Regions from separate parts of the Homo sapiens genome. Here all the other regions are linked to region 1. A link is an interaction called in ENCODE POLR2A ChIA-PET data of the cell type or tissue named here. Cell type or tissue: GM12878. All regions are shown on one strand.

Region 1 (2,500 bases):
AAGAACCATTCAAAATGCCAGACAGACCAATGGATTTTGATGTAAATTGATATGGCTTCAGATTCAGCACTGCAACTAACCTTTAAGAAACTACTACTTGTTGAGTTTAGATGTAGTATCAAAGAATATCCACAATATCTGAAAAAGCAATTAAAATATTTCCTCCCTTTTCCAACTACATAAGATTTTCTTTATTTACTTCAACCAAAATAACATATCACAACAGATTGAAGGCAGAAGCAGATAAGATACTCCAACTGTCTTCCATTAAGCCAGATCTTAAAAAGATTTGCAAAAATATAAAACAAGGCTACTCTCCTCATTGCTTTTTTTTTTGTTTTGAAAAATATAATTTTTCATAAAAATATTTATGTTAACATGTGGTGGTTTTAAAACATGTCCACAAATTCTCTCTTCAAAAGATGAAGCTTAATTCCCCACCCCTTGAGTGTGGGCTGGACCTAGTGAGTCATTTCTCATGAATAGAAGATGGTAGAAGTGATGGTACATGATTTCCAACACAAGGTCATAAAGGCATTGCGGATTCCTCTATCTCTTGGATCACTCACTCTGAAAAAAGCCACCTGCCATGCTGAGAGAACACTCGAGCTGTCCTATAGAGAGGGCCACATGGCAGGGAACTGAGGCCTCCTGCCAAGAGCCATGCCAGTGAGCCATCTTGGAAGTGGATTCTCCAGCCCCAGGTAAATCCTGAAGTGACTGCAACCTTATGAGATATCCTGAACGAGAACCACCCAGCTGAGCTGCTCTGGATCCCTGAGCCACAGAAATTGTGTGAGGCAGTATATGTTTATTGTTTTAAGCTGCTAAATTTTGAGTTCATCTGCTACGCAGAAGCAGATAGCCAACAGATAATGTGTTTATCATTCTGACTTAATGAATGAATAAATATTTAATGCCTCCGTTTAAATTTCGAATACAGTAAATATGGGTAGATAGAACCCAGCTAAACCAAAGCTTTTAGGAGTTCTCAGGTTTTAAGAATATAAAGGGCCTCTGAGACCAAAAAGTTTGAGGACCACTTCCCTAAACCCTTTACAAACTGCCCCTTTATCAAACTTTCCACAAATCACCCCATATAAAATCACCATTTGTTTCCTCCCAGGACGCTGCCTGACACAACAATACCAAAATATTATCAATGGTTGTTGCTGTTCAGGGGGAATATGGGTGATTTTATCTTCTTCTTAATGCTTCTTTTTTTCTGTACTTCTAAAAGTTTCTGTAACAATAACAGGGTTTTTTTTTTTTTAATAATTAGAAGAAAAGAAACTTCCCTTTTTAAAAGGACCAAAAGTGAAAGTCTGAGCTAGTTCCTGTAGATGAGCTGCTGGTTTAAGATGGTGGTGGCAAGGCCCAGGTGTCCAGCACTGTGCCTGGGGGTGGGGGAGGGGGTTGCAGGTGGCAGGGATGACTGAGCACCCCACCCACCTGACCCCAGTCAGAACAGCTCCTTCCTTTGTTTTACATATTGGGTTTCTGCATAATATCTCATTTAAAGAAAAGTTTCCACTGCTTAAAAAAGAGTTTGAAAACTTTTACAGTGAGAAAAATCATTAAATTTAATAAGAGTTAAATTTAGAGTACAGAAGAATCACTCAAACATTTTTTGAATGAGAATTTCCATAAAGAAAACCCTACACATTCTGAGAGAAAAACAGAAGTCTCTAACAACTTAACATACATTCAATGGTTTCAAGGGAGGCTGGGCTATTGTGGCCCTAGAAAGAAGTTATATCTGGGGCTAAAGAGTTTATCTTGGGGGCCCCAAATCAAAGGGCCCAAGATGCCAGCAGAAACACCAGGATGCCTAAGGCCAAAACAAACACAGATCAGTACAGCAACTGAGGGTTCTCTAGTTTTCTAGTGAAAACAAAAGCAGGAAGTACAGGACTGCCTGGTGGTTAAATACATGGGCTTCGGAGAAACTGATCTGGGTTTGAATCCTGGGATTGAGTCTGACACTTAAAACCTGTGAGACCTTGGCAGGTGACTTAGTCTCTCTGAGCTTCAAATTTCTCATCTGTAAAATGGGGGATGAGAATTCACACAGTGAAGCCATTTTCCAAGACAGTACAGCAGTTTCTTAAAAAGTTAAACATAATTTACCATATGACCCAACAATTCTATTCCTAGGTAATGACCCAAGAGAAATGAAAACATATATCCACACAAAGACTTGTACCCAAATTTGCCTTCCAGCATTCTTCATCCTACCCCAAAATAGAAATAATCCAAACGTTCACCTACTGGTGAATGGATAAACAAAATGCGGAATATCTATACAATGGAATACTACAGGGCAATGAAAAGGAATGAAGCCCTGATATATGATGTCACACCAAGGATGAACCTTGAAAGCAGTATTCTGAATGAAAGAAGCCAATCACAAAGATCATATACTGTATGATTCCATGTAAATAATATGTCCAGAAAAGGCAAATCTATACAGACAGAAAGTAGATTATAGTTGCCTGGG
Region 2 (2,500 bases), 52 kb after region 1:
CTGCTGACCTTCTTCAGGCTTTGGTAGGTGCTCACACCACTTGCCTCAGTTTCCCCATTCATAAAATGGGTATGATAAAAGTAACTATCTCCTAGGTGCATTATGTGGACTAGATAAGCATAGGCACTTGGCGCAGTGCCTGATAGGTTATAAATAACTCAGCAAAAGTTAGCTTTTATTGTTATTAATCACACCCTTTCTCCATTCCTACAAGGAACTCCTTCCCCACTGCCCCCCCTTTTTTTTTTTGAGGCAGAGTTTTGCTCTTGTTGCCCAGGCTGGAGTGCAATGGCACAATCTCGGCTCACTGCAAGCTCCTCCTCCCGGGTTCAAGCAATTCTCCTGCCTCAGCCTCCTGAGTAACTGGGATTACAGGCATGCGCCACCATGGCTGGCTAATTTTGTATTTTTAGTAGAGATGGGGTTTCTCCATGTTGGTCAGGCTGGTCTTGAACTCCCGACCTCAGGTGATCCACCCGCCTCGGCCTCCCAAAGTGCTGGGAATACAGGCGTGAGCCCCCACGCTTGGCCCCTTCCCCCCTTTTTAGACATGAAAATCTCATGGCTTCCCTTAATATTACTTGACATTCCAAAATACAGGTCTGAAAGCAATCCTTTTTCATAAAGCATGGGACTACATGTGCTTAGGAATTTCACAATTTTTTGAATTTTATAAATGCAATGTGGTGGGTGCATAGAGTCTATATCAGTGACTCTCATATGTGAGCGTGAGTCAGAATCTCCAAGAGGGCTTGTTAAAGCACAGAGGGCTGGGCCACACTCACTCCGTAGGTCTGAAGTGGGGCCTGAGAATTTCCATTTCCATTTCCCATTTGATGCCAATGCAGCTGGTCTCAGAACCACACTTTGAGAACTACTGCTATTTTACGACATCCTTAGAGGGGTCTAGAGCAGCACCCCCAAATCAAATATTATTATTTCTACTGTGGGCTGGGCATGGTGGCTCACACCTGTAATCCCAGCACTTTGGGAGGCCGAGGCAGGCAGATCACCTGAGGTCAGGAGTTTGAGACCAGCCTGGCCAACATGGTGAAACCCAGTCTCTACTAAAAATACAAAAATTAGCTGGGTGTGGTGGCGGGTGACTGTAATCCCAGCTACTGGGGAGGCTGAGGCAGGAGAATCACTTGAACCCGGGAGGTGGAGGTTGCAGTGAGCCTAAATCGTGCCATTGCACTCCAGCCTGAGCGACAGAGTGAGACTCCGTCAAAAAAAAAAATTAAAAAAAAAATCTTACTGTGAAATGTTAATGAAAGACTATAAATAGCCTTAAGCCAGTTCGGATTAGATTTAGCTACTGAGTAAGCTTTTATAAACTGATGCAAACGCTTTGAGTTTGCAGAGAATTTTGGATTTTGGAAGAGTGTAAGGGATTGTAGACTTGTAAATGAAATTTCATGACCAAAGATGAAAGCATATTAAAAAAAGTAATTTTCGAATATGCTTTTTAAAACTACACTTGATCCACCACCATCAGGGATTATGAATGTGGAATGAATGAATGAATGTGAATAAACTCTTAAGGAAGAAGAAAGGGCGAAACAGCGGGTCTTGCATAGTTTCTATTGGCCACCAAGTGGCAGTATCAGGTCTCTCTCAAAGTTCGGGAGTGCTCGGGAGAGGGGCGTTCTACGCTGTTACGTCAAAAACAGAACCAGGCTGTGGGTAGCTGCTCCATCTAGAAGAGCCCTTGGGAGATGCTATTGCTTTGTATCCAACTACTCCAAAACTTAGAGGGGTAAAACAACCATTTCATTATGCTTATGAATTCTGTAGGTCTGAAATTTGGAAAAGGTGAAGCAGGGATAGTTTGTCTTTTCCACATGTCCCGGGCCTCAGGTGGAAATACTTGTTGGCTGGGGGTGACTCACCAGCTGGGGGTGGGGACGTGGAGGGGGGGGTGACTCAATAGCTGGGAGCTGGAATCATCCGGAGGTGTCTTCATTCACCTGTCTGGGTATTGATGATGGCTGTCAGCTGCAACCCCTACCAAGGGTCTCTCTGTGTGGTCTCTCCGTGAAGGCTAGCTCAGGCTTCCTCACAGCATGGGCTAGCCTGGGCTTCCTCACAGCATGGGCTAGCCTGGGCTTCCTCACAGCATGGCAGCTGGGCTAGCTTGGGCTTCCTAGTATGGTTGCTAGGCTAGCTCAGGAACAACATGGCAGCTAGGCTAGCTCAGGCACAGCATGGCTGCTGGGCTAGCTCGGGCTTCCTCATAGCATGGCGGTTGGGCTCAAGTGTGAGTTTCAAGGAGAGGAGAAATAGGACACCCTTTGATGGGAGGGATGTCAAAGTCAATATATTCGTTTGCTAAGGCTGCCATAGCAAAGGACCACAGTCAGGGTGACTTAAGCAACAGAAGTTTATTCCTCAGAGTTGTAGAGGCAAGAAATCCAAGATGGGGTGTGGGCAGAGTTGGTTTCTCCTAAGGACCCCCTCCTGGGCTTGCAGATGGCTGTCTTCTCACTGTGTCCTCACA
Region 3 (2,500 bases), 68 kb before region 1:
AGGAGAATCACTTGAACCCGGGAGGCGGAGATTGCAGTGAGCCGAGATGGCGCCATTGCACTCCAGGCTAGGCAACAAGAGCGGAACTCTGTATCAAAAAAAAAAAAAAAAAAAAGACTGACTATACCAAGGGTTGGCAAGAAACACTCTGCCATGGGAAAGCAGACAGGTACAAGGCACCTTGGAAAACTGCTTGGTAGTATCCACTAAAGCTAAACATATGCCTACCCGTGACTCCAGCTGCTTTCCTGGGTGTTTTCCCAACACAAAATAGTGCTTATGTCCACCAAAAGACATGTACAAAAATGTTTATAGGAGCTTTATTCACAGGAGCCAGAAACAAGAAACCCAAATGTCCACCAAAAGGAGAATGGAGGCCAGGAGCAGTGGCTGACCCCTGTAATACCAACACTTTGGGAGGCCGAGGAGGGTGGATCGTTTGAGGTCAGGAATTCAAGACCAGCCTGGCCAATATGGCGAAACCCCATCTCTACTAAAAATAGAAAAATTAGCCGGGCGTGGTGGCACGCACCTGTAATCCCAGCTACTCAGGAGGCTGAGGCAGGAGAATCGCTTGATCCTGGGAGGCAGAGGTTGTAGTGAGCCAAGAGCACGCCACTGCACTCTAGCTTGGGTGACAAAGCGAGACTCTGTCTCAATTTAAAAAAAAAAAAAAAGGAGCATGGATATGTAAATTTTAATATTCAAACAATCGAATTCTAGAAAGCAATAAAAAAGAATGAGGCGGCCAGGCGTGGTGGCTCACGCCTGTAATCCCAGCACTTTGGGAGACTGAGGCGGGTGGATCACGAGGTCAGGAGATCGAGACCATCCTGGCTAACACGGTGAAACCCCGTCTCTACTGAAAATACAAAAAATTAGCTGGGCGTGATGGTGGGCACCTATAGTCCCAGCTACTAGGGAGGCTGAGGCAGGAGAACGGCATGAACCCGGGAGATGGAGGTTGCAGTGAGCCGAGATCGCGCCAATGCACTCCAGCCTGGGGGACAGAGCAAGACTCCATCTCAAAAAAAAAAAAAGAAAAAGAAAAAAAAAACAAGAATGAGGCCAGGTACAGTGGCTCGTGCCTATAATCCCAGCACTTTGGGAGACTGAGGCAAGAGGATCATTTGAGCCCAGGAGTTTGAGACCAGCCTGGGCAACATAGCAAGATTCCATCTCTAAAAAATTTTGTTTTGTTTTGTTTTGTTTTGTTTTGAGACGGAGTCTCGCTCTGTCCCCAGGCTGGAGTGCAGTGGCTCGATCTTGGCTTACTGCAACCTCCACCTCCCGGGTTCAAGTGATTTTCCTGCCTCAGCCTCCTGAGTAGCTGGGACTACAGACGCGTGCCACCATGCCCAGCTAATTTTTGTATTTTTAGTAGAGATGGGGTTTCACCATGTGGCTAGGATGGTCTCGATCTCTTGACCTTGTGATCCACCCACCTCGGCCTCCCAAAGTGCTGGGATTACAGGCATGAGCCACGGCACCCAGCCAAAAATTTTTTTTAATTAGCCAGGCATGGTGGTGCATGCCTATAGTCCCAGCTACCCAAGAGGCTGAGGTGGGAGGATCGCTTGATCCCAAGAGGTCAAGGCTGCAGTGAGCTAGGATCACACCACTGCACTCCAGCCCAGGCAACAGAGTGAACTCCTGTCTCAAAAAAAAAAAACAAAAAAAAACTACTGCTATATGCCACAACGTGGGTGACTCTCACAGATGTAAAAAAAGCCAGACACGAAAGAAACTGCAGGGTCATTCATATGCATATACAAAATTAATCTTTAGAACTCAAAGTTAAATAGTGACTACATTTGGAGTGGGGGAAAGGACGGAGAGAGAACATGGATGATGAAAATGCTCTATGAATTCATCTGAGTGTGTACATTTGTAAAAGGTTGTTGAAAATCTCATTTAAGATTTGTCTACTTGGCCAGGCATGGTGGCTCACACCTGTAAGCCCAGCACTTTGGGAGGTCCAAGTGGGTAAGGATTGCTTGAGGTCAGAACTTCAACACCAGCCTGGCCAACATGGTGAAACCCCATCTCTACTAAAAATACAAAAATCCACCAGGCGTCGTGGCGGGCACTAGTAATCCCAACTACTCAGGAGGCTGAGGCAAGAGAATCGCTTGAACCCGGGAGCACAGGTTGCAGTGAGCTGAAATCACACCACTGCACTCCAGCCTGGGTAACAGAGCGAGGCTCCATATCATAAAAAAATAAAAAAATAAAAAAAGATTTGTCTGCTTTACCATACTTAAGTTACACCACAATCACAAAGGAAAAATAAATAAAGCACAGCTGGGAGACATCTGAAATGTGATTTGATACTGATCTACATCTCTTTTCTCACCAATCCTCAGACTAAGGGGCCAGGCAGAACAAATCTTCCCTACGTGCCCTCTCCATCACCAGCTGGTGGCTTTGATGTGGCCTCCCCTTGGGCAGGCACCTTCACACCTCCTGGTGAGACAGGCAGTAGGTGACCCCACTGTTC

The links. Peaks named below come from ENCODE experiments on the same cell type or tissue, not always from the same donor. Only the 100,000 strongest peaks of a DNase experiment are listed, where the experiment ranks them.
Region 2: POLR2A ChIA-PET joins it to region 1 with 5 read pairs; 12 of 35 experiments call an interaction of 5 or more read pairs at or near these places.
Region 3: POLR2A ChIA-PET joins it to region 1 with 8 read pairs; 8 of 35 experiments call an interaction of 5 or more read pairs at or near these places.

Annotation. Positions count from the first base shown.
Region 1 is chr20:38,841,604-38,844,103 of GRCh38, reverse strand. All of the region lies in intron 2 of PPP1R16B (protein phosphatase 1 regulatory subunit 16B), which reads right to left. Among named protein-coding and RNA genes, the nearest start is that of PPP1R16B, 37 kb to the right of the region's middle. RefSeq lists an enhancer at 1,232-1,341. In GM12878, no CTCF peak of the experiment used is centred here; a DNase peak (open chromatin) is centred at 1,403; H3K4me3 peaks cover 1,463 bases; H3K27ac peaks cover 2,380 bases.
Region 2 is chr20:38,789,740-38,792,239 of GRCh38, reverse strand. No RefSeq gene overlaps it. Among named protein-coding and RNA genes, the nearest start is that of PPP1R16B, 15 kb to the left of the region's middle. In GM12878, a CTCF peak has its summit at 1,589 (motif pointing right); no DNase peak of the experiment used is centred here.
Region 3 is chr20:38,909,712-38,912,211 of GRCh38, reverse strand. The region is part of intron 10 of PPP1R16B (protein phosphatase 1 regulatory subunit 16B); the gene reads right to left. Among named protein-coding and RNA genes, the nearest start is that of FAM83D, 15 kb to the left of the region's middle. In GM12878, no CTCF peak of the experiment used is centred here; no DNase peak of the experiment used is centred here.